Linked DNA regions of Homo sapiens: all the other regions are linked to region 1. A link is a loop called in an ENCODE intact Hi-C map of the cell type or tissue named here. Cell type or tissue: mammary epithelial cell. All regions are shown on one strand.

Region 1 (5,000 bases):
TGCCAAGTGGCCAGGCTTGGAGCCAGGCACGGAGGTGCCGCTGGGTGATTCCCAGACCCCAAGGCGGATGCTGTGTTTAAACAGCACCTGAGGGTTCCCATACACTTTACACGCGTGTCCTAAAGACACAACAGACACCATCAACAGCGCTGAGCCAAAGAAGAAATCGCGCTGAGAAACACACCAAGTGCTCGGGGTCCCACAGCTCAGACCCTCACGCCTCATGGGGTCCCAGGGAGGGGAGCGGAGGCCTCGCTGTGTCCGGAGGGGGCTTTGGGGAGACAGAGCCCCAGGGCGGGGCCTGGACTGCTGAGGGCAGCCACGCAGGGCACATTCCAGACCCGCCGGCCATAGGGCGCTGTTGTCCAGCAGCATCCCCCAGGGGGCGCTGGTGAGCCCGGTGAGCCGGAGGTGCCCTGGGCAGCTCTGTGGCGTGGGGGTCCGCGGTGTTGGGGGTGGATTTAGCCCCTTGACGCGCTCGGCGTGGACACCCGCACGTTCCCTGTGGTGCTAGAAGAGCCAGGCCACCCCAGGCAGCCCACAGTGCCTGGAACTGACAGTGCCCATTGGGCCCTGTGGGGGTGTTGACTCTCTGGGGCCCTTGGGGCCTCTGTCTGTCCTGGGCCGTCAAAGGCTCTCCTGTCTTCTATTCCCACCCTGCCCAAGCTGACATGCGGACGCCAGGCCTGACTGCCAGCCTGGTGACCAGTGCTGAGGCACGCAGCCCTTTCTGACGGCCTCGGAGCCAGGCACCACCAGCATGAGTCACTCGGCGGGAGGGGGATGGCTGAGGGGCTCCCCCATCAGAGGCGACATTCAGATCCGGACACCTGCTCTGCGCGCTCCCCGAGTGTCTCGGGGAAAGGGCGCCCGGGTCTCTGCCCCACACGGGCGGGGAGCTCTCCCCAGGAGACCCGGGTGCCCCCCGCCTGGGGCAGTCCTCAGGAGTTCTAGGACAGCGGTGCCTGCCTCTTCCCCAGAGACACTCAGTCTGGCTGCCCGGCTCTCCTGACATAGAGTGGGCCTGTCCTCCAGAGACCAGGGTGCTGGAGGAGCCTCCGAGTGTGGAGCTCGGCATCCTCATTGCCCATGCTCTCCCCAGCCCGGCGCCCTGCCCCAAAGCCGGCCCAGCAGGACGCAGCCGCTGCTCATACACGATGCCCTGCGGGGCCTGGACTTGCTTCCCAGGCTCTGAGTCCCCTGGCCTCTGGGCCTGGTTCAGTCTCTCAGGGACACTGGGACCCGGCCTGGGGCCTCCAGGAGCTGGGCTCAGGCCAGGACAGCCCTCCGAGGACTGAGGCCTGTTCCTCCGGGGCGGACGTCACAGGCCCCGCTGGGCTCGGGACTGTGCATCCAGCACCCTTGTGAATCAGGAATGCCCTCCCATGGTGCCCTCTCTGAGGGGCGGGGGCCGGCGGGCGAGGTGACAGCTACCAGCTCCCCTGGGCTCTCTGGGCCTGCAGCTGCTGTGGCTGGAGTGCCCTGTCCAGAGGCTGCCACAGGTGGGAAGCTGGGGGCTGTGGAGGGGAATCTCTGGGGAAACAGCCTCTCCCTGTACTTAGGCGAGTCTGAGAGAGAGGGGCTGCGGCTCCCCCAGGGCACCAACCTCTGGGATCTTCCATTAGCCCCTGAGACCTGAGGAGGCTGGGAAGGACTCCCTGGCTGCTGGGCCCCACGGGGGGAGGGGGAGCTTCTGGGGAGGTTCCTACCTGGTAGGGACGCGGCCTTAGGGGAGCCCTGTCTGGCATCGCCATCCTGCACGTCGCTCCGAGTTCTCACTGCTCCAGGAGGGTCCAGTGGTCCCGTTCCAGCAGGACCCAGCCTTGGGGTTCCCCATGCCTGTTGGCCGCCCCTGCCTCCCGCAAGCCCCAGCAAGATACAGAGGACCTAGAGCAACGTTTCCCGGGGCCGACAGAGGTCGGTGGCAAGCCCTCCAGGCCCTGCCTATTCTCCCCTCATAAGTGACTCCACCAGCAGCTGAGCACCTGGGGGCAGGTGAGGTGATGTCTGGCCACCTGAGAGGGCTTCTCCCCTCATCTCAGGAAACCGGAGCCCTTCCTGCACCCTACTTGGCTCAGAGGATGGATGGCAACGTCCACTGGGCCACGGCAGCTCAGGCCCCAGGGCGGGCTGAGGGCCAGGGCCCTCCCATTGCTGCACCAGCTCTAACCCCAGGCACACCCACCATGAAGCCCCCACACAGCCGGTCGGGGGGCTGCCTGAGCTCCGGAGGTCTGGCTACCGAAGGCTCCCCCCTGCCTGAGGGGCCGCCTGGGATCAGCGCACTGTCTCCCTCTGGGCGCACACCCTGCGCTTGCTGCTAATTAATTTTGCGTTGCTGCCGGCCTTTTCGTTTTCCTGGGGAGGGGCGGGGGTGGGGCGTGTGTAGTCACCGCCCTGTGGACATCACTAGGAAGAGGTGGCCCTTGGTGGGACGTGGACTTGGGGCCCAGAGGGACCCCGGGCAGATCTGAGGGGCCCGACCTTCTCTAGGGGGCCCCAGGGGCTCGGCTGCCTCCATCCACCCCAGTCTCGGCCTGGGCAGGGCTTTGGTCTGTGCACCTGAAGTCAGTTTCTGGCTGTTTGTTTGGAGATCACCTTCTCAAATGACCTGTGTTGCCTGGTCAGGCTCATGGGGCAAAGTGGACAGCCAAGGCCACGCCCACCACTGGCCAAGCGCAGGAGACGGGTGCCTGTCGCCGCACAGTGCTCTGGGGATTGCTGGTGCTGCCCGGCCTGCAGGGTACAGGAGCCACAGGCCTTGACTGTGAGGCCACAAGCTCCTGAACCCTCAGCCACAGACGTCCATGGCCAAGGGTCCCCCCGCAGGGGCTCCACTCTGCGGAAGCCACGTTCATCCTGCCCTGCCAGGCGTGGCCACTAGAGGCTCCCCAAAGACAGAACTGGCCCCAGGGCTCCAGAGCCGCCGAGTGCAAGCCCGGGACAGGGTGGCACCCACAGCAATGGAGGGACAGGGTTGGGTGTGGGGAGTGCAGCCCACCCTTCCCCCGGGCTGGGTACCACGGGGGAGGGGGAGGGGAGCAATGCAGCCCTGAGGCTCCTGGCCCCTTCCAGGGAAGCTGACACCTGCTTTTCTGGGATGGACAGACAGGAGGACGTCACACACAGTGCTCTGAGGACCTCACTTGCCCTGTGGCGGCTGCCCTCCAAACACACTGTGACCTGGATTCTCTCCAAACCTGGGTCCTGCTCCTGGGAGGTGGTTGGGTTGGCTTCCGTACTGGGAACAGTCCGAAGACTTTAGGACAAAGTGTCCTACCGGCCCTCCACACTTGGGGTGACCACAGACCCCAGTGCCGGCTGGCCGGGGGGGTGTACCAGGCTCAGCAGCCCTCCACGCTCGGGGCAACCGCAGACCCCAGGGAGCCTGGCCCTGCTGTTCTCAGTCTCCCACTGGCCCTGGCTTCCTTCTAACCAGCGTCCAGGTATCAGTCTAACCCCCAAGCCAAGCCACCACCCAGTATCCACCCAGGTGTCTATAGGAAACGTCAGTGCATTTACTTGGGAAAATACACCACACCCAGCACACAAGCGTGGGTCCTGGGGGAGGCCAGGGCTCCCAGCCAGCTGAGACCGCAGCCCAGCCCTCCTTCCTCTGCCTCATCGGCTGGGTGCCCCCACCTGAGCTAGATGGACCCATAGGGGGCCAGTGAGCAAGGCTGGCAGACCCTCGCCCAGAGGCTGGTGGTGTTTGGTGCAGTTGGGGAGGCAGCAGCTGAGCCTGACCCCAGGGGTCCTGAGGCACCCATGGCATGGGCCCCTCCCCAGGCTCGAGGAGGCGCTGGGAGATTCGCTGTCCATGGCTCTACCGGGCCCCACTCCCACCGCCCGTGGTCCGGTCCCGCCTGTGCACGCTATGCCTCCATTAATATTTTAAAGCTGCCACCGCACGCTCTTTGCAGGAGGGAGTCATTGTCTGGGTTAACAGTAGGCTTCAACAAAAACCTGGCGTAAGGCTGCAAGAAATTTGTTTAAGATTTAACACATAGTAACATCAAAACAAACAAGCGCTGCCATGGCAACGAGGACTAAACAAAGGCTCGCAGATACCCCGAGCTGGCGCCACGCCGGTGGAGCCATGGCAACCTGCCCTGAAAACAGAAATCGGTAGACTTTTTCTCCACAAGTCCTGTCAGAGTCAGCAGCTTTCTGCAGTACCGAAGGCCACTTCCTCACGGTCCCCAAGCTCCTGAGGGAGGCAGAGGCTCCCACAAGTGACAGTGGGCACCCCCTCCCCAAAATGCAAAACAAAAGCAACTCCCACAGGCCCGCCGCCACCACCCCTTGCTTTCCCCGGAAATCGAAGGAAAATCTCTAGTGTCCCCAACGCCTCGTGGTGGCCCTGCTCCTCTCTCTTCCTGAGACAAGGGTGTGAGTTTTTAGGCCCCTTGCTGCTGTACACCTGGGAGGTCAGGACCCCGTGCCAGGATCACAGGGACCCCCCGAGGGGAGTCCAAGCTGCAGGAGGGAAGGACAGTTTGAGGGTGGGAGAGAGGAGGAGGTGGGGGCAGCCCTGGGGGGCCAGGGTCACAGGGGTCCATGGCTGCAGGTGAATGGGGAGGGGGGGAGGTCAGAATCCCTTGGCCTCCCCTCAGGCCGGAGTCCCAGTCCTGGCCACCTGAGCTGCTGCCCGCAGGACAATCTCCCACACGGCGCCCACTCACGGTGCCCAGCCTGCCGACCAGGCTGCCCAGGACCGGGTCTCAGCCTCAACCCCTCGCTGGGCTTGGGCCACAGCTGTCTGCTCCCCCAGACCTTGACCCTCATGGTCAGCCAAGGCTGGCACACCCCAAGGCTGGTCCCCGGCCCCACACTGGGGAGGTGAATGTGCTGGAGCAGGGGGCCAAGCTTTAGCCCCCCAAGCGCCTGAGCAGCTCCAGCCCTGCCTCTGGGAACAGGCCCAGACCAGCTGGGGCTCCTCCGGCCTCCTGGGGTGCCAGCACCCCCACAAGCAGGCAGGGCTCCCATCATTCTCCAAA
Region 2 (5,000 bases), 330 kb after region 1:
GCTGATTCACACTTTCATTTCCAGCCAGGAGAGACTTTCCTCCAAGCCAGAGCTGATAAGATACAAAGACTAAGACTAAAACTCCCCAGGTTGGGATAAGATAAATATCACCAAATTACAGCAAGTGTTTAGGTGGAGAGGACCTCAGTGATCATAATTGATGCCCACACATGTTTCTTGGCATCTGGGCTTCCTTCACTGCTCACTCAGATTCCTGGGTTATTTTAAAAATCACGGCCAGGCGTGGTGGCTCACGCCCGTAATCCCAGCACTTTGGGAGGCTGAGCACTTTGGCAGGCCGAGACGGGGGTGGGGGGAGGAATCACTGGAGGTCAGGAGTTCGAGACCAGCCTGGGCAACATGGCAAAACCCCATCTCTACTAAAAACAAAAATTAACCAGGCGTGGTGGTATGCATCTCTAATCCCAGCTACTCGGGAGGCTGAGGCAGGAGAATCACTTGAACCCGGGAGGTGGAGGTTGCAGTGAGCTGAGATCACGCCACTGCACTCCAGCCTGAGCAACACAGTGAGACTCCGTCTCCAAAAAAAAAAAAAAAAAAAAAAAAAAATCACGCATACGGGACTCCTGGAAGGCAGCTTCTCACCGTCACTGCCGTCTGCCCTGCTACATGTGACGGCTGTGTTTCACATGTTCACCGGTGTGTACGCCCGGGTGTGCTTCGAACTGAGAAGCCAGGAGCCCAGGGCTTCTCTGCTGCCCACGAATCATGCCTTCTACTTGCCCTCGCTGCCCAGCTTGCAAGGCCCTTTTACTGAACTTACTTTGATTGCAATAAAAACCAGTAAAACCCAAAAAACAAGTGCATACAAAAGTATGCCCAGAACACCTTTGGAAAACCATTTTCTGACTTGGGTGGGTTTTTTCCTTCTAGGTCTCTAATCACAAATTGCCTGAAAGATTTGCACAAATATTTACCTGAAACTGGAAGAGGTGTTTCCTCAACCATGAATCGTGGCCAGTTGTGGGTCCCTTTGAGGCAATTTCCCTGGAGAAGTGCATGGTTATTAAATTTAATAGTCGGTGCAGATGATTCATCTTTTGAAGGCGCTCAGAATGATGGCTGAGGATAAATGTAGAATTAGCCTTCTAAGTATCCAGTGGTCTGGCAACGTTCCAAGTATGCCAGGAAACAGGTAGGCGTGCTTCAGATCCACCTCCCTTTCAATAGTTTTAACAGTCCATGTACCAGAGGTGATATCACAACCAACCTGTAATTCAGAATAAGCCTCGTGTGGCAACATGGTTGGGGGGGGTGCGGGGAGCAGGCGAAATGCAAGGCACTTGGGTGTGGCAGCCACGTGAACTTCTTGTTCATGCCTAAGAAGGCATGTTCATGCCAAAGCGTGTGTCTGCAGGGAAACCCGGTGCACTTGGGAGGCACAGCCAAGGCTTCAGGGGTCAGCATGGCTGGCGGACGCTGCACAGCCAAGGAGAGGTGGACTCAAACAAGGGCGGCCTCGGGGGCGGTGTGCAGGCGACACCCAGGGGATCTTGTGCACTTAAAAACGTAGGGATCCATTTGCAAAGCGAAGAGCACGCAAGGGGAGCACACATCCAGACCCGGAGTCGCCATCCTCCCTCGTGGGGCCAATCCGCCAGGGCCAACGCGGCATGGGCAGGGAGGGGAAATGTCCCGGCAGGCTCCGTGTGACGCGTCACAGTAGCGTTTTGTCCGATGTCAGGCAGTGCTTTTCTTAGACGTCCCCAGGGCTCCGGTGGAGACCAACCCGTGTGTGAATTTCAGTCTTGCCGGCTACTTCGGGTCGCGAGGCTCACGGCTTTGCTCGCACTATGGGGAAAAAGCCGGGCACTGAAGGGGACGTGGGTGTGTGTGTGTGTGTGTGTGTGTGTGTGTGTGTGTGTGTGCCGGCTCCGCGCATGCGCCTATTTCAACTCCAGCCACAGCCTGGGGCCAAGACAGTGTCTTCAAAAGAGGCCCCTGACCCCGGGGTCAGAGTTGGCTACACCATGCCTTCCAGGCACGCCACACCGTGAGGTCACACCGCGGACGCCCCTCACACAGGGGACGCCCCTCACACAGCGGATGCCCCTCATGCCACGGAGGCCTCCGCACACAGGGACGCCCCTCACTCCGCGGACGCCTCTCACACAGGGACGCCCCTCACACAGGGACGCCCCTCACGCCGCGGACACCCCCTCACACAGCGGACATGCCTCGACGCCCCTTCACATGGCGGACGCCCCCTCACACGGCGGACCCCGACCTCGCCGCTTTCTAAACGGGAGGGGAGGAGCCGTGGCCACCGTGACAACCACAAAACAGGATGAGCCCCGCCTCCCAGAACGCGGAGTCGCGGTGGAAGAGGGTGACGCCGCCGAGAGTTCACGAGCGTGTCCCAAGCCGAGTGAGGAGCGCGCGGGGGCGCTCTTGCTCCCAAGGCCGCACGAGCGCCAAGGCCTCGCGGGGAGAATAGCCACGGGGGGAGACGGGGCCCGCGCTGCCCCCACGAACGCTGTTGGTGGGGACCCCACGGCTGCGCCCGCTGAGGTGGAGGGGCCGGGAGGACAGAGCCCCGCGCCCGCCGCCGCCCGCTTCTGACCCTGCCGGTCCCGGGCTGGGGCAGAGAAGGGCGGGCGCGGGCGGCCGTGCCGGGAGCGGAGGCGGACGCCGGCCGGGTCTCCCCGGGTCTCCCCGCTGGGCGTCCTGCGGCCGCACCTCCTCCTCCATCCGGAGACCAGGCCCCTGCCCCGCCCGCGGCTGAGGAGATAAGGAGAGGCTGATTTGAAAAGCTGCGAGGACGCGCATTTTAACCTCCAGGGACGGCTTGAGCCCCGCCCTGCCTTTCGAAAGTGCTGGGAACGGATTTTATCAGCAGGCGAAACTGTCCTCAAAGCTCCGTGGCCCAGCAAAAGGCAGGGCGGGGACGCCCATGGCCCCCGGGCCGGCCCCCTACGGGCTCAGCCTCCGAGTCCCCGGACTGGACGGCGCGGGCGTCGGGGGTCCAGGCTGCTCCGGCCGCCCCGCTGTGAGCCCGAGCTGCGCTGCAGCCGCTGGTCACGTATGGGGGTCCCCCGCGTCCTTTCCTCCAGGCCGGCAGTGGGCTGGGGCCGCAAGTGTCCCCGCGTACACTGGCCGTCCCCCAGGGACAAGGACAGTTGCCCTGAAAAGCTGCGGCTCCCGCCAGAAGGTCCCAGCTCGGGCTGCCCCGGGCAGACGCAGAGCGAAAGGCGAGGCAGGACGGGCCTGAGGAACCTGGAAGTCCCTGCAGGGCCCCTGGAAGAGGCAGGCAGGGGGCTGCCCCACAGACGGGCCCAGGAGAGGACACGCCGGGCTGGCATCACGTGAGGAGAGCGTCCAGCAAACCACACTGGTCCCGAGGCCTCCACGAAAAGTAGATGGGCATCTCGCGGCAGCCACCACTGAGGCAGCACCGGGAAAGCATGGTGGGTGCCCACTGGCCCCGCAGAGGGCAAAGGCATGCACACGCCAGAAGGGAACGTCAAGGGGAGCAAAGAGAACCCCTTCCTCCTGGAATGGCTGAGGGGACCAGGCCGCTCTGTGATGCAGACATCTCAAGGGGCTCTCCCTTGCACTACCCCATGTGGACTTTAACTCCCAATTTGGAAAGTAATGATGTCATCTTCTGTGGTCTCAGGGTCCTAGTGAGTGTGTGAGGATAATAGTGTTACATGTTATGCAAAGGGATTGTGAACTGGCATGGGGGTCAGGTTTGCAGGGCCTGGAGCTGGTGACTCCAGCTCTAGAACAACCCCAGGCCGGCTCTGCCCTACCCAGGAGAGATGGTCATAGGGGAAAGAGTCCAGTGGGCATTGGAGGCGTAGGGGCCACTTAGGGTTGCCCTTTGAGCTGACAGTGGGGTACAGATTCAGCTCTGCAGTGCCCCTAACCCCCACTGCGGATCCACCCGGGGGAATGCCCTGAGGACACGCGAGGTGAGGGTCAGGCGTGTCCTGCTGGGTGGGAACTCCGGACCCTCTGGGAAGGAATGGGTGAATCGGCTGCTCTCACTCTCCAGCTCCCACTCAGAGGAGCCCTGGGGGATCCCATTCCTCTACCTCAGAGGACTCCCAGGACACTGTCTGAGCCCAGTGGGAGGAGGACACACAGCCCTGATCTGCCAGTCAGTGGGGCTGAGGGTCAAGCTGTGCGCCTTGTGTGCTGGCGGCGTCCCGCCTGGGATGGATGGAGATGGTCTGTACTTTCATGGGTGAATTGTAGGGCCCCTGAATTGTATGTATCTCAATAAAGCTGCTAAAGAATAAATGTAAAACCTTTGCCTAGTAACTCAGGTTCACTGGAGTGCATGGGGAGTTTCTGCTGTTTGGACTCTGCATGTGCCTAGTTCCAAGTGACAAGGTGGGTGCGAGGGCACGGCAGCCAGTGCAGGCCCAGCCTCATGGGCTCCTCCAGCTTGGGCACCCTGTAGGGTGTGGGGTTGGTGCCATGGCCCGCCCCCACCCCCCACCTCCACCTGTCCTCCCAGGACACTTCCTCCCCCAGACCTCCTGACATCTGCATTTAGCAAGGACCAGAGCTCAGTCAGCAGAGGAGTGAAACACAATGGCCCTTCCCCACCTGGCTGGGGCACCTCAGCCAACCTCCCCCAGTGGGACCTTCTCGGGGTCTTGGGAGGAGGGCCCATGCATGTGTGAGGCAAGGCTCCCAGCCACACAGGGGACACGAGCCCACCAGCAGATCTTCACCCAGGGTGGCTCATCGGTCCTCATGTAAGGGCAGGATTTAGAGGCACGGGAAGGGCTGCAATCCTCAGGCTGTGCTACTTTGCATAACATGTAACACTATCATCCTCACACACTCACTAGGACCCTGAGACCACAGAAGATGGCATTGTTACCTTCCAAATTGGGAGTTAAAGTCCACTTGGGGTAGCGCAAGGGAGAGAGGAGGGGCCGAAAGAGCCTGGGAGGGTGGCCCTGGCCCTGAATCTGGACGCCTGGACGCTATACACAAGGGCGCTCTGAGCCCATCGCAGG
Region 3 (5,000 bases), 220 kb after region 1:
GCACAGAGAAAACGTTCACGACCAATCATTTCCTTAATGCTGTGTCTGTAAAACATCATCCGAACACAGAAACACCTGTGAAAGCTCAAAAACTAGAAATGATCTAAGGTGAATGAAGTCTTCACAAGACATGAATACACAGAACTATGCCACGATTACTTCGGGCAATGAAAGTAACTTACCTTAAATTCCGTAACTGACTTGTATTCATTAGCTACAATTTTGTCTTTCATGGTGCCAAAATCCATGGGATGTTTTATTATCATTGAATATCCAGGAGCAATTGCATCCGTGACAGGAAAAGCAAAAAATCCATGGGGATCTTTTCTGAAAGCAAAGACATCTTAAAGCGGAAAAATCTAGATTTCTAAATGATACAAAATCTCTTACAATCCAAAAATTGGATACAACTGACCGAATTTTGTTTCTTAAAAATAAAAAAGTTACGAGCGTCTTTTAATTTATTGTGATAGGTATTTCAGATATAATAAAAATTCCCCCAACGCATCCTGGCGGCCATCAATGTCCCAGCTCTAGCCTTGACTTCCCTCACTCTACTCTGACTTCAGAGTGAGCCACTAATGAGTTCATGAACTCTTCCTACGCACCCCGAAGTGGACTGGGAGTCACCAAGAGAAGGTGCAGGGTCTGTTTCACAGCTGACGAGGCTGGCGTGGGGAATAAGGCCTCAGAAAAGATGACACCACACCCCCCCAGACACTAGCTCTTCAGAAACGCCCCGGTTTACCTCTGAAGCTGGCGGAGGAAGTGTTCCAGGAGTTGCTGAATAGGTGTGCTCTCATTTTCGGCTGACAATTTAAGGAAAAAAAAATTGAATACAAGACTTTGGTATCCCTTCATTAGAGAGCTCCAAGTTCACAGTATCTGTCTGTCTGGTGTCTCACAGCATTTTAAGTTCCACCGAGAACTGGGGATATAAAGATACATCCGACTCAGCCTTGGCTCCCACCAAGCTCAGCCGGGTAGAAAGGGCACCCCCACAGCAGGAGTCATAAAAATCTCTTGTAATAACCGGTAGCCCTTACATCAACAATATGTGGTGATCACTTAGCAATGTTTTCAGCTCATACCACTACTCTAGACAAGAAATGGACGACGGAACAAACGCTCTGGACATAAAGGTTGATCCTGAATTCACCGATTATTATTTCACTTGAGGTCCCTTAAAATTCAACAAAAAGTAAATAAATGGCCGGCGTGGTGGTGCGTGCCTGTAGTCCCAGCAACTTGGGAGGCTGAGGTGGGAGGATCGCTTGAGCCCAGGGTTATCTGAGCCCAGGAGTGAATCACGACACTGCACTCCAGCCTAGGCGACACAGCAAGACCATGTTTCAAAAATAAATTAAAAAAAGAAAGTGCCTGAAGAGCCAAATGACCACAGGAGCTCAGAAGGCCACCAGCTTTCCAGAACTTTCCTTCAGTGGAGCCAGCAGGCCTCAGACAGTTTCTGACGGCCTGAATGATCGCAGCACTAGCCTCCCCACTCCCTGATGTCCCATGTCCCAAAGCCCAGCCGTCTGTTTCCCTATAATCCAGGAACCACTGGATGCTGAGAGTTGCTGGGAAGAGACACCCCTTGTCTTAGGTACAAATGCCTCATCACTGTGAGTTGTGCACAGGAAGGCTGGGGACAAAGAGAACTCAGAGGGCAAGTCCTTGTCAACTGGAAATTCCAGCCAAATGCCATCCTTCGCAGATGGTGCCCACGACAGAGATTCTACTAAAGGCCTCCAGCTTCCTTTGTCTCAGCCTATGGTCACTTTCAGCAACTTCAGACCCACCATTTGGGCCTCGAGGTCCCTTCTTCCCAAGGGGAATTACCTGCGTTTTCACTGACATGCATCTCTCTTACCAGTCTGACCCAGATGGGGCTACTGTTCCAATACTGTCTTAAGTGCAAACAAAACCAAACTTCAAGACCCAGGGCTGGCAAACTTTTTACATAAAGGCCAGACAAAAAACAGTCTAGGCTTTGCGGGTCACATACGATTGGTCTCTGTGGAGATGCCTTTTTGTTTCTTTTTATGAACGCTTAAAAAACATATAAGCCATCCTTAGCTAACAAGTTAAAAAACAAAACTGAAGGGCACCAGTGGTAACTGGCCACGCCTTGCTCTAGACATTCAGAGACACCGGAGGAAACCTCAGGCCAGAGGACACCTGGGATGAGGCCCTGGAAATACCAGCTCTCCTCCCTCCCATGCTTCTCCCCAAAGCAACAGGACACGGTGCCGACCCCTCATTTACAACGATGAGCTGTGAACACCAGGAGAGTCTCTAAAAGTGCACCCTTGCCTGGCTGTGTCCGGCACGCTCGGACTGGCCGATCTGGGGGCGGCTCCACCTCCACCTTCTTCCCAGGATCAAAGTCGTCAGCCTCTCCCTCCGTGTCACAGTGCTCCCTCTCTCGCTTCCGCTTCTTCTCTTCCTGGGCGGCAGAGTCAAGGGAGTGAGAAAGGCAGGAGTAGGCGGGATCCGGACAGGTCTGCCCAATCCCCTCGCAGTTCTCAGGGGAGGGACAGAACTAAGGGAAACCCCCTCCGAGATCCTCCTCATGCCAGGCTCCCTCCTCACAGAGACCCTGGCAGGGTCTGCTGAGGAACAGCACACCCAGGATCCTGGAACTGAGTCTGCGGGCCTCAGCGGTTCGCGTTTTGCTACCAACGGAACACCCCCTCCCCTCCTCCAGCCACGCAGGCGCACTCTGCCTGGGTCCTGGGACCAGGCTCCCCACGGGCTCCTCGTGGGCAGCGTCCGGGCCACCGCCGCTGCTCCTTTACCTTTCGCTTCCTTCTTTCCTCATCGTCCAGATGCTTCTCCTTCTCGGACTTCTTCTTCTTCTTCTTTTTCTTTTCTTTGTGCCTCTCTCGCTCATGGTCTGACCTGTCATCATAGTAACTGGAGTCGTGGCCGGATCCTGAGAGTTCAGTCACTTCACTTCCTCCGACCTTCAGGACTAGCTTTAGAGGCTTCTCCAGGGGCTTGTCGGCATAATCTGCACAGACACAGACCGAGTTCTACCCGCGTGCTCAGGTGCAAACGCCACGCAGCCAGGTGAGACGTGAAGGTGCTAAGAGGGAAAGGCCTCCCTAAGGAGTACAGCGGGGCTGCCAACCAGCAGGGAAAGACGGAAGGGAAGACCACAGTGGCGGCATGTCACTGCCTCCTTGTTCTCCCTTCCCCTCCGCAGGGAGCTTCAGGTCCCTTTCGAGCCACGGTGTCCTCACCAGAGGCCCTGTGGGATGTTGTTCACATTACTCGTTCAAGAAGATGGATTAAGAGGGACCTGGAACCCCGGAGCCCGATCTCCCTCCTAGAAACCCCCAGCACTTCGGTTCACCCTCGCCTGACTTCCTGCAGGCGCCCGTGCTGCCCGCTGACACCCATGGAGCTGCTGCGGGAGCAAGGGAGAGGGAGGGAAAGGCGGGAGAAAGGGCAGCCCAGCTTCTCCCTGAGCTCCACACAAAAGCCAGCACAGATGCTTCCCTAGTCTCCAGGACCGGGGTGAGTGGGCTTGCAGCCTCGAACCCAGAACCCTCTACCAGGAACGTAAGCGCCTACCCAGGACCCCTCACGTGTGCCCGGTTCCCTGCCCGAAATCCCAGGACCCCCTCCCGCGTGCCCAGAACCCCTCCCTCGTGGCCAGGACCTCGCCCGGTGCCCAGGACCCCCGTCCGCGTGCCCGGAACTCCTCCCCCGTGCCCGGGACCCCGCCCGCCGCGCGTCACAAAGCGCCGCCGCCTCACCCTCGTAGGACGAGCGCCACTCGGCCTTGTGCTTCTTGTGCTTCTTGCCCATGGCGGCGCCGGCGGCGGGCCCGAGGCGGGGGCTGGGAACAGCTGGCACCCGGTCGGACCTTGGCCGCCACCGCCCCCTGGCCCTGGCTGGCCGCCCGCGCTCGCTGCGCCGAGGTTGCCGAGCTCGCTGGGCCGCGCCGGAAACGGGGCGAGGCGGGGCCGCGGCAGGAAGTGGCCCTGCCGGGCCCGAGCGCTTCCGGGTCAGGAGGTGGTGCGCCTCGCGCGGCAGATTCGAAGCTAGGGCGGGGCCCGCGGGCTGAGGCAGCGGCTGTGGCGGCGACGCTGGGCGTGAGGTGGCGGCGGCCGCGCCCTGGTTGGGTCCCCACTGCTCTCGGGGGCGCCATGGACGAGGCCGTGGGCGACCTGAAGCAGGCGCTTCCCTGTGTGGCCGAGTCGCCAACGGTCCACGTGGAGGTGCATCAGCGCGGCAGCAGGTGAGCCGGACCTGTCCGACACATCCTCTGGGCACCCACCCGCCCCGACCCCAGCGCGTGCACCGAGCCCCGACCCCAGCGCACTGATTCTGATGCGACCGAACCCCAGGGTACTGATCCGGCCCGACTGGACCCGGGCGCACAGGCCGCCGGGCCCCGACCGGATCCTAGCGCAATGACGCGACCCCACCGCAGGGCACTGACCCGGCCGACCCGAGCCCTGCGCGCAGGACCCCAGCTCACAGATTGAGCCCCGACCCGACCTCAGCTCACGGACCTGGCCCTGACCCTGCCCCTGCCCCGGCTGTCCTCCAGTGCATTGATGTGGCCCTGAGTCCCACGTTGGAGAATAGGATGGCTGCGCATTACAGAGAGCTCTAGTCTCAGCCGAAAGCTGGGTGGTTATTCTTTGAGCCACTGCTTCTCAGACCCTTTAATTGTTCCCGTTCCTCACGGACTCGATGTTAAATTTTTAGGGTTCAAAGCACATCCCACTCATTTGTGACCAAGTCAGTTCATGGTATGGTGGGGCCTGTGGGCTGTGCTGCTCCCTGGAGTGGGGGGAACTCAGCGGCGGGGCCAGACCTTCACAGACCCTCCTTATGTCCACGGAGGGTGGATTGAGGTCAGGTGAGACCACCAGCCTCAGAGGGGATGCAGAGGAAGAGACCTTTCCTTTAACAGAATAGCTGTTGACTGGGTATTTTCTAGGTGCTGGAGTTCAGACACGTCAGCATAATTGCACCAG
Region 4 (5,000 bases), 230 kb after region 1:
TATCATTCTAGGGAAGGAGCTTACTCATTACTTGATAAACAAACCCCTTAGTGGTTTTGTTTAATGTTGGCACTTTAAATAAAAGTGATCATTTTGTTGCTCTTCTTATATTTATAATAGTAATAGCCAGTGTTTTTCCTTTTCCCTTTTGGAAGCACCTTCTCTTCTGAAATGAAAGCGTTTGGAGGTGATGATCTCTTAGGAGGCGGCCTCGCTCCCTGTGCTCCCTCTTCTCATGTAGGATTAAGCCCTGGGGGAGGGCACATTTCTTGGGGACCTTTGCCTTGTTGGTATCTTTGTCAAGCTCTTTTCTTTTTCTCTATCAGCTCCTCGATTATGTGATGACAACTTTACTGTTTTCAGACAAGAACGTCAACAGCAACCTCATCACCTGGAACCGGGTGGTGCTGCTCCACGGTAAATTATGCAGGCTTTTATTTGACCAGATAAGTGGCATGAAATTTAGCCTTTACTTGTACCTTCGTCCTTCTGCAAGGAGTTACGGCTCTTTGTTTTCTGAAGGAGCCACAGCTGTCCTAGAATGTCCCCTCTCTGTGAAGCAGATCCAGCTCATGACACTTGGGACATTTTTTGTTTGTTTGTTTGTTTTTGTTTTTGAGACAGAGTCTCGCTGTCGACCAGGCTGGAGTGCAGTGGCCCGATCTCGGCTCACTGCAACCTCCACTTCCTGGGTTCCTCCCAGGTTCCAGCAACTCTCCTACCTCAGCCTCCCGAGTAGCTGGGATTACAGGCATGCGCCACCACACCCAGCTAAGTTTTGTATTTTTAGTAGAGACGGGGTTTCACCACGTTGACCAGGCTGGTCTCAAACTCCTGACCTCAGGTGATCCGCCCGCCTCAGCCTCCCAAAGTGCTGGGATTACAGGCTTGAGCCACCGCGCGCGGCCCCTGGGGCATTGATTACTCGGCACTTAATCAAGTCTTCCTGTGGGGGGCCACATTCCAAGACATCCTCAGATGCCCCAAACGTGGATAATACTAAACCTTATGTAGACTATTTTTTCCTACAGACATTCCTATGATAAAGCTTAACTTATAAATTAGGCTTGTAGTACTCAGAGCTTTACTTTGTGAGGAGTAAACTGAAAAAGCCATATTTTAAAGAAATTCTGTCTGGTTCTTCTCAGGAGAAAATACTGATGGTTTGTTGTTTGGTTTTGTTTTGTTTTGTTGTCAATATCACCGGGTAGAATGGGGACACGGGAATTGAGTGGACTCGAGAGTATGAAACTGTAGCCAAGTGTTAAATAGAAGCTTGAAGGGTACTTGGCTTCTTTAAGTCAGTTAAGATTGCGTGACAAAGTGACCTTAAAACACAATGTTCTTTTAAAGAGCAGACAGGCCCCGCATACTGCCCTCATAGCACAGTCAGAGTAAGCAGCAGGTGTTTTAATTAGTGAAATAAGTTGTTTCTGTTTGGAACCAGTTACGTATTTCCTCTTTAATTCTTGAAAATACCTGCAGAAAATTAGAGTTGTATGTCTCCATTTTCTGTTAGATGCTTTCCTTTTTCCATATTGGTCACCTCGCAGCTTCTGTGAGGCATCTTTTGTAGGGTCCAGCCCCACAGGGTTGGTGAGTTTTCTCCCCATGTGCAAAGACGAGAGAGTGTAGAAATAAAGACACAAGACAAAGAGATAAAAGACAGCTGGGCCTGGGGGACCACTACCACCAAGACGCGGAGACCGGTAGTGGCCCCGAATGCCAGGCTGCGCTGATATATATTGGATACAAGACAAAGGGGCAGGGTAAGGAGTGTGAGCCATCTCCACTGATAGGTAAGGTCACGTGGGTCACGTGTCCACTGGACAGGGGACCCTTCCCTGCCTGGCAGCTGAGGCAGAGAGAGAGAAGAGAAACAGAGAGACGGCTTACACCATTATTTCTGCATATCAGAGACTTTTAGTACTTTCACTAATTTGCTACTGCTAGCTAAAAGGCAGAGCCAGGTGTACAGGATGGAACATGAAGGCGGACTAGGAGCATGACCACTGAAGCACAGCATCACAGGGAGACAGGCCTCTGGATGACTGCGGGCGGGTCTGACTAATGTCAGGCCCTCCACAAGAGGTGGAGGGGTAGAGTCTTCTCTAAACTCCCCGGGGGAAAGGGAGACTCCCTTTCCCGGTCTGCTAAGTAGCAGGTGTTTTTCCTTGACACTGACGCTACCATTAGACCACGGTCAGCTTGGCAGCGGGCTTCTTCCCAGACGCTGGCATTACTGCTAGACCAAGGAGCCCTCTGGTGGCCCTGTCCAGGCATAACAGAAGGCTCGCACTCTTGTCTTCTAGTCACTTCTCACTATGTCCCCTCAGCTCCTATCTCTGTATGGCCTGGTTTTTCCTAGGTTATGATTGTAGAGCAAGGATTATTATAATATTGGAATAAAGAGTAATTGCTACAAATTAATGATTAATATTCATATATAATCATATCTAAGATCTATATCTAGTATAATTATTCTTATTTTATTTATTTTATTATACTGGAACAGCTCGTGCCCTCGGTCTCTTGCCTCGGCACCTGGGTGGCTTGCCGCCCACATCATGCTAGGGGACGCTTGGCAGGCAGGCGTGCAAGAAGAGTGCTGGCCTCTGCCTCTTCTAGTATGGGGTATGAGCCCACTGAGAATTGTCTTAGGAAAGAGGGTGGTTCTGGGGGCAACAGGAATAACACATGACCCCTCCACCTCCATTTATCAAGAAAGGTGTGTTTGATCTCTGAAAGGTGCCTTGATGAGTGGATTTCATAAAGGAAGAGTGGGGACAAGGACAGGTGTCAGCAAAGATGTAGGCTAGAAAATGCAATGTTCATTCCCGACGCTAAGTGAGACTGTAGGCCGAGAAGCTGGGAGCAGTGCTGGGGGTGGGGAGGCGATGGAGGCTGAGACCAGAAATACGAAGTTGAGTACAAATAAGAAAGAGGGGGAGACGTAAGTGTATTGGTAATATTTCATAGCATTTAAGTTTCTAAGCAGACTTCATTGTAGTAATAACATTAATAGCTTTTAACTGTATTCCTTATATTTTATGGATAATGGAAGTTACTGTTGTTTTAAGAAATTTGTTGTAGCACTGACTTAAAAATATATTTGCTTGGATCTTTGTCACAGGTCCTCCTGGCACTGGAAAAACATCCCTGTGTAAAGCGTTAGCCCAGAAATTGACAATTAGACTTTCAAGCAGGTAACTTTCGGTAATCTGTGAGAGGAGAGCCATGGGAATGGGATTTATAACGGGAGGTTGTTTTTTTTTTTTTCTAAATCATTTTACGCAAATAATAGATTCCTCTCCACTGTAAGTCACTTGATTCCTCTGTATTCAGCATAGTTTTGAGTTATGATTTCAGTCTTTTAAGATTTGAGACTTACTTGATTGCCAGCACATGATCTCTGCTGGTGAATTGCACTTCAGAAGACTATACTTTCTCCCCTTGCTGGATGCAGTGTTCGTCTCTAATTACGGATTTGTCTTTTCCTCTTGAGTTCTGTCTGTTTGGGGCTTATGGTTTTCATCACATTTGGAAAATACCTGGTCATTGTTTCCTCACTGAATTTCCTTGACCCTCCCCTTTATCTGGGACTCTGTCTGCTTTCATGTTAGACTGTTTGATGTTGTTCCACAGGCCACTCCTGTGCTTTTTCATTTTTTTTTTCAGTTCTTTAGAAATATGTTTTATTCGAAAGTTTCTATTGCCGTATTTTAAGTTGACTGATTTTCTACATCGTCTAATCTGCTTTTAATTCCATTCAGTGAAGTTGTTATGTCTGATAGTGTATTTTTCTGCTCTGTTCTATTTGATTCTTTTTATACTGTTTTTTCATTATGTTCTCGTTCACGTCTTGAACAACCCCATAATAGCTGTTTTAATGTTCTGTCTGCTAATTCCATCATGATTGTCATTTCTGATTGTGTTTCTATTGACTGGTTTTTCTTCTGGTTAGGGGTCACATGGTTTTGCTTTGTTAGCATGTTAGGTAGTGTTTGATTAGCTGCTGAACATTGTGATCTGAAGTGTGTGGATTGTGTGTTCCTTTAGTGAGTGTTAGATTTTGTTCCGTTAGGCATTTCCATTACTTGTGATTTGGTGTGATCCTTTGAGGTTTGGTTTTTTTAAGCTTTGACTGGGAGGGGTTTAGGTTTGGTCTTAACACTCAATTGTGGTCCTCTGGGGTCTCCACTGAGTGTGCTGAAGGATCCGTGGGCACTCTCCACTCTGGCGGTCGGAGTATGCACTCCTCTCAGCCTGTGTGAGGTCCAGGAGCCCTTCAGCTCACAGACCACGGGCGCCCTTTACATAGCTGCAGGGAATGTCCCCTGCTCACACACACCTGAGTATTCATCCAGGACATCGGGGGCGCCATGAGGATCCTGGGCACTCCTTCTGAGGTATTTCTTCATATTTCCTTCCCCTCTGGAATTCTGTTCTGCAGCCTTCAGTCACTTCAGACTCCCTGAACTCCAATCTCTGTCTCCTCGACTCAGCGAGTGGCTGTGCTCCACTTGGGCTCCCTCCCGTGCCTGTGGTTGGAAGATGCCTCCCGGCAAGAAAGTTAGAGCATTTGTAGAGAGGGTCCCTGGTCTTCCGACTCAGGAGTCCCAGCCCTCACTGCCCTGTGTACAGCAACCTTACCAGATGTCATTTCATCCATTTTGCCTTAAATGAGGTTTTCTCATTTAAGATTAGATGGTAAATCTGCTTCCTGTTACTCCAGTATGACTAGCGGAAATCCTGTGAGGTTTAATTTCGTATACATAATTTTTGTTCTTCAAAAATGTCTTGTAAATGTTTTTACATAGGGAAATTGCTTTATTTTGACCCCTTAGCTTATGTTTAGCAACTTGCCCTTTGCTTTGACATATTGAAATACATGTGTGTTTTCAAGATCTCTAGGGGCATGCCAGCATGGCGGCTCAATGCCTGTAATCCCAGCGCTTTGGGAGGCTGAGGCAGGTGGATCATTTGAAACCAGGAGTTTG
Region 5 (5,000 bases), 500 kb after region 1:
TGCTGGCCCCAGGCCACATCCTGGAGACTGAGGCTGCGCCTACTGGGAGACCAGGAGCCTTTACCTTTGCAAGGAGCTCCTGGGTGGTCCCAGTGAGTAACGCCCTGAGAGGTTACACCCATATCTCTCAGGAGTCAGGCTCCTGCCTCTGTGTGGAGCATAGTTCACAGAGACTGGTGCATGGGACACAGGCCACTCAGGGACAGTAGGGTAGATCCAGCTCCAGGGCCTGAGGAACAAATCACCTACTCATTCATTCACTCATTCTTTCATTCACTCATGAACCCATCCATCCAGTAATCCACCCACCCATCTCCCCATCCATCCATCCATCCATCCATCCACCCACCCATCTATCCATCCATCCATCCACCCACTCACCCACCCATCTGTCCATCCATCCATCCATCCATCCACCCACTCACCCACCCACTCATCTGTCCATCCATCCATCCATCCATCCATCCATCCAATCATACATCCATCCTTCCATCCACCCATCCTTTCACCCACCCTTTTATCTACCCACCAACCCACCCATCTATCCATCCATCCATCCATCCACCTAACCATCTATCCATCCTTGCACCCACTCATCTACCCATCCATCCATCTATCCACCTACTCACCCACCCACTCATCTATCCATTCATCCATCCACCCACCCACCCATCCTTTCACCCACCCTTCTATCTATCCACTTACCCACCCATCTATCCATCCATCCATCCATCCACCCATCCATCCATCTGCCCATCCACTCACCCACCTATCCATCCATTCATCCATCCATCCATCCACCCACCATTCATCCATCCATCCATCCACCTATCCACCCACCCACCCATCTATCCATCCATCCATCTATCCATCATTCCATTCACCCATAAATCCATCCATCCACCCACTCATCTGTCCATCCATCCATCCATCCATCCACCCACTCTTCAGATAGAAATCTATCCACCTACCCACCCATCTATCCATCCATCCATCCATCCATCCATCCACCCACCCAACCACCCACCTATCTACTCATCCATCCACCCATCCATCTACCCACCTATCCATCTATTCATCCATCCACCCATTCATCCATCTACCCATCCACCAATCCATCCATTCATGGTACGGGGATGTGCAGAGAATGAGATACCTTATGTGGCTGGGGACACAAAGGGAAACCTCCCAAGGTAGCAGTCCTGAGACGTCTGCCATCAGGAGGGAAGTGAGAGGCACTGAAGGGGTGTGTAGGGAACCCAGGGAAGGTCAGTCGTGGGGTGGGCAGTGCAGGGAGAAGAAGCATGGGGGAAGCACCTGCCCATCAGGTTGATGCCAGGGGTTCAGAGCAGTTAAGAAGAGCCAGGGCCGGGCGCGGTGGCTCACGCCTGTAATCCCAGCACTTTGGGAGGCCGAGGCGGGCGGATCACGAGGTCAGGAGATCGAGACCATCCTGGCTAACAAGGTGAAACCCCGTCTCTACTAAAAATACAAAAAATTAGCCGGGCGTGGTAGCGGGCGCCTGTAGTCCCAGCTACTCGGGAGGCTGAGGCAGGAGAATGGCGTGAACCCGGGAGGCGGAGCTTGCAGTGAGCTGAGATCGCGCCACTGCACTCCAGCCTGGGCGACAGAGCGAGACTCCGTCTCAAAAAAAAAAAAAAAAAAAGAAGAGCCAGAAGGTGTTCAGGCAGAGGGACCCCCAGGCTACCAGCGTCAGGAAATAAATGACACAGATTTGCAGAGAGAGGCCGTGGTCAGTCCTGCCTCCAGCTTCCTGGCCAGCCCTGCCTGCCCAGACATCTGAGTCAAAGTAGCCTCTGTCTTCTGTTGTTATTTTCAACATGTGTGCCTGCCACTTACGGTCCAGAAGGTGATGATGACAAGCACTGAAATAACCTTCTTGATCCAGGTGCTTCCTTTCTCCACAAAGGCCTCCCTCAACCTAGAAGGCTCCGTGGCTCTTTATGGCCAAGCAAAACCCTGAGTGGTTTCAGGGCTCTTGGTAGCTCCTGCCCACTCCACACACACATAATCTTAGTCCCATCCTCCCTGCTACAAATTCCTGCAAGTTTCGTACTCAGGAAATGCAGCTGGGGATGGGCACATCTGGGTACCAGGTGCTTTCAGAAGAAGCAGGTGTGGTCAGGGTGCAACTTATGGCAAAAACAGAACTTTCGGTCAAAAATGTCCTGTGCATGGTGACTGAGCACCACCTTGCGGACAAACTGCCAGTGAGCCGAGCCCTCCGGGACAGATGCTGGCAGTGGGGGAGGTGGACTCCGTGTAGACAGCTGCGTCCACCTGCATCAACACCACCCCAGAAAGCTCGGTCCTGGCCTTGCTGTTGGCCCTCGCCCAGGGGTAATATTGGCCTGGCCATCTCTGTCCCAGGCATGCTTTGCCTGCTCCAGAACCCCACAGGACAGGGCCCCCGGCTTCCCGTCTCCTCGCCCACCGTGCTCCTGACATTGCGTCCACAGCTCCGTCCACAGCCCCTGCCCCTGGTGCTGAGCAGCACTCCATGGCACAGATGTGCCACAGCTGCCAGTCACGCTCCTGAGCCTGGACTCTGTGTCATCTCCAGTTTGGCGCAATTACAATATTGAAACACAGCGGCCACGAACCTTCCTGTGCCTGCATGTGGGCAGATGTCTGCGTCCATTTCTCTCTGGTAAACACCAGGGGGAGCCGCTGGGTCACAGAGTAGAAGGATGTTGCATTTCCTGAAAAAGTGCCACACTCTTCCAAATGCCTGTGCCCTTTCCCACGCGTGGGGCCCCTGCCCATTTCGTAAGGCAGATCCGCCTCCATGCCGCACTGCCTCCTCCGTATTTTTGGCATTCGGTTGCTGAAATAGAACAACAGCCATCTCTGCTCAGCACTGTCCATTCTAGGAACCTGCAAGCATTTCATATACATGATGCTATTTTGGCAGAATCCTTAAAAACACAAGTGTTACTACGATGGACAGATGAGTAAACTGAGGCATAGAGCAAGAGATAACTTGCCTGTTTCTGCTTGTTGGTGTTGAGCTCAGTTGCCCCAACCCCCATCAGGCTGGCCCTGACACAGAGGCCTTGGTCTCCCTCAAAAACCATGATTCTCAAGGTCATAAAGATCCCAACACACGCCCCATCACAGGACCCCACCGCACAACTTCCTGAAATGACCACCCCCCAGCCACCGCCCAGAGGCCCCGTGTGCAGCCCTGACCACCAGGCCGGCCCACTTACAACACACAGGATCTATTTCTAGGGACCCAGGGCCTTAGGCTGTTGCGTCAGCCCAGAGATGGTGCGTGGCGAAGCTCCCAGTGCAATGAGAAATTGTGGTCTTGATTTGTATCCAACCAGACGTTTAATATCCGAGACCGTGCCCTGTGGTATGATGGTTGGCGGCAGGCGCTCTGGAGCCTAGTTGGCTTGAGGCCTAACTGCTGCTCTGGCAACGGTGCCCAATTTTCTCAAAAGTGCGATCGTCCGTAACGATAGCACCAGGGTGGTAGCTGTGAGGTTTGAGAGTCCCAGCACCTACTGGGACTAGAGAGCCCCAAACACCCAACGATGACTAAGACTCCTGAAGTCTGCGGGTGCCTGGAAACGGCGTGAGGGACGCCTGGGCCCTGGACAGAGCTGCCTCCTCCTGCCCGTCTTGCCTTGCCGCCTCCCCGCACACTACCAACATCCCCAGCTCCAGGGCCCAGGTGGATCCACGGGTTCCCCACACGGCCAGCTCTCCGGTGTCCTGGGGTTGGTTCAGTGATGCAAGCATCACCCCGTTGGGATCTGTCATGTCTGGGATTTCCAGGAGGGATCACGAGATTAGAAACGTGGCCGAGGCCTGGTGCTTCGTGGACGAGAGCTGTGGGAATCGCATTAGGGTCTGGGGAGGTCAGGGCGGCCCCTTGTGCCCCAACCCCCAGAGGACCCTCTGGTTCCTGGAGGCAAGCCCGCCATGCTCATGTATGACTCTGGAGACCAACCACGCTGGCGCAGGGGTGGTGCAACTCAGGAGGCGAGAGCCTCACTGATGAGGAAAATGTCACCCTAATGAGGAAAGTGCCATGTACCTGGGTAAGGTGGTGTCTGCTGGAGACTGGAGACTGCGCCTCCCAGCCCAAGCCTGCCGAGCACGGGGGCTCCTGGGGGGCATGGCAGGGCATCAGCCCCAATGAGGACAGGACAGCCAGGGTCTGAACCCTAAAGGCTACAGCAGGGAAGGAGGGGAGGAGGGAAGGAGGGCCGGGGGCTGGCCATGACCGGTGTGAGACATGGCCTTGGTGTCTGTCCCCCGCCAACAGACCAAGTCGGGTCACAAAAGGGCCTCCGTTTCAGGACAGCTGGCTCAGAAGGAGAACAGAGCACAGAGCCTTTGGTGAGGGAGCAGGGCCTGAGACAAGGCCGGCCCTCCTGTCCTGGACGTCTCGTGTCCCTCAGCTCATAGCCCTGTCCACTAAAAAAGGAGTCAAGCTTTTAAATAAGGGAAGTTCATCTTATTTGGAAGTTTTTCTGAGCACTGCAGCCCGGGAGGGGTCTTTCAGAGGCACATGGTCAGGCTGCTGCGGAACAGTCCCAGCTCCTGGCACAGCTCTGGTGATGCAGCTCGAAATGTGCACAGAAGTCACGGAAGAGCAGAGTCACACGGAGCTGCAGTGGGTTACAGAGAACGTCTGGATTATAGACGCAGAAGTCACGGAAGAGCAGAGTCACACGGAGCTGCAGTGGGTTACAGAGAACGTCTGGATTATAGACGCAGAAGTCACGGAAGAGCAGAGTCACACGGAGCTGCAGTGGGTTACAGAGAACGTCTGGATTATAGACGCAGAAGTCACGGAAGAGCAGAGTCACACGGAGCTGCAGTGGGTTACAGAGAACGTCTGGATTATAGATGCAGAAGTCACGGAAGAGCAGAGTCACACGGAGCTGCAGTGGGTTACAGAGAACGTCTGGATTATAGACGCAGAAGTCACGGAAGAGCAGAGTCACACGGAGCTGCAGTGG

What was found. A loop is a pair of places that touch in the nucleus more often than their neighbours do. Peaks named below come from ENCODE experiments on the same cell type or tissue, not always from the same donor. Only the 100,000 strongest peaks of a DNase experiment are listed, where the experiment ranks them.
Region 2: a loop joins it to region 1, with 6 times the contacts of the local background. A loop is called at or near these places in 2 of 110 quality-filtered maps.
Region 3: a loop joins it to region 1, with 7 times the contacts of the local background. A loop is called at or near these places in 101 of 110 quality-filtered maps.
Region 4: it touches region 1 in a loop (17-fold over the local background); 100 of 110 quality-filtered maps call a loop at or near these places.
Region 5: a loop joins it to region 1, with 9 times the contacts of the local background. A loop is called at or near these places in 6 of 110 quality-filtered maps.

Annotation. Positions count from the first base shown.
Region 1 is chr5:668,884-673,883 of GRCh38, forward strand. All of the region lies in intron 2 of TPPP (tubulin polymerization promoting protein), which reads right to left. It also overlaps a transcript of CEP72 not described here. Among named protein-coding and RNA genes, the nearest start is that of TPPP, 22 kb to the right of the region's middle. RefSeq lists enhancers at 168-922, 2,211-2,380, 2,743-2,912, 3,510-3,679, 4,523-5,000. In mammary epithelial cell, CTCF peaks have their summits at 374 (motif pointing right) and 2,890; a DNase peak (open chromatin) is centred at 4,028; H3K27ac peaks cover 568 bases; H3K27me3 peaks cover 154 bases.
Region 2 is chr5:1,002,348-1,007,347 of GRCh38, forward strand. It overlaps LOC124900932 (a long non-coding RNA gene), which reads right to left and starts at 1,626. Exons shown (of 2, transcript XR_007058677.1): 1 at 939-1,626. RefSeq lists enhancers at 1,865-2,508, 2,509-3,153, 2,627-2,921, 3,154-3,797, 4,951-5,000 and a silencer at 2,627-2,921. In mammary epithelial cell, a CTCF peak has its summit at 2,393; a DNase peak (open chromatin) is centred at 1,174; H3K4me3 peaks cover 994 bases; H3K27me3 peaks cover 704 bases.
Region 3 is chr5:888,839-893,838 of GRCh38, forward strand. It overlaps BRD9 (bromodomain containing 9), which reads right to left and starts at 3,963. Exons shown (of 16, transcript NM_023924.5): 1 at 3,768-3,963; 2 at 2,802-3,016; 3 at 2,317-2,449; 4 at 749-809; 5 at 183-327. The coding sequence starts at 3,819. It overlaps TRIP13 (thyroid hormone receptor interactor 13), which reads left to right and starts at 4,046. Exons shown (of 13, transcript NM_004237.4): 1 at 4,046-4,252. The coding sequence starts at 4,161. RefSeq lists silencers at 3,304-3,522, 3,713-4,332 and an enhancer at 3,332-3,964. In mammary epithelial cell, no CTCF peak of the experiment used is centred here; DNase peaks (open chromatin) are centred at 2,483 and 4,003; H3K4me3 peaks cover 2,853 bases; H3K27ac peaks cover 2,528 bases.
Region 4 is chr5:901,015-906,014 of GRCh38, forward strand. TRIP13 (thyroid hormone receptor interactor 13) reads left to right here. Exons shown (of 13, transcript NM_004237.4): 5 at 327-417; 6 at 3,134-3,206. Among named protein-coding and RNA genes, the nearest start is that of TRIP13, 11 kb to the left of the region's middle. RefSeq lists a silencer at 2,080-2,374. In mammary epithelial cell, a CTCF peak has its summit at 2,246 (motif pointing left); no DNase peak of the experiment used is centred here.
Region 5 is chr5:1,165,646-1,170,645 of GRCh38, forward strand. No RefSeq gene overlaps it. Among named protein-coding and RNA genes, the nearest start is that of TERLR1, 10 kb to the right of the region's middle. RefSeq lists enhancers at 1,911-2,432, 2,433-2,952, 4,189-4,358 and a cis regulatory region at 4,274. In mammary epithelial cell, a CTCF peak has its summit at 2,677 (motif pointing right); a DNase peak (open chromatin) is centred at 2,646.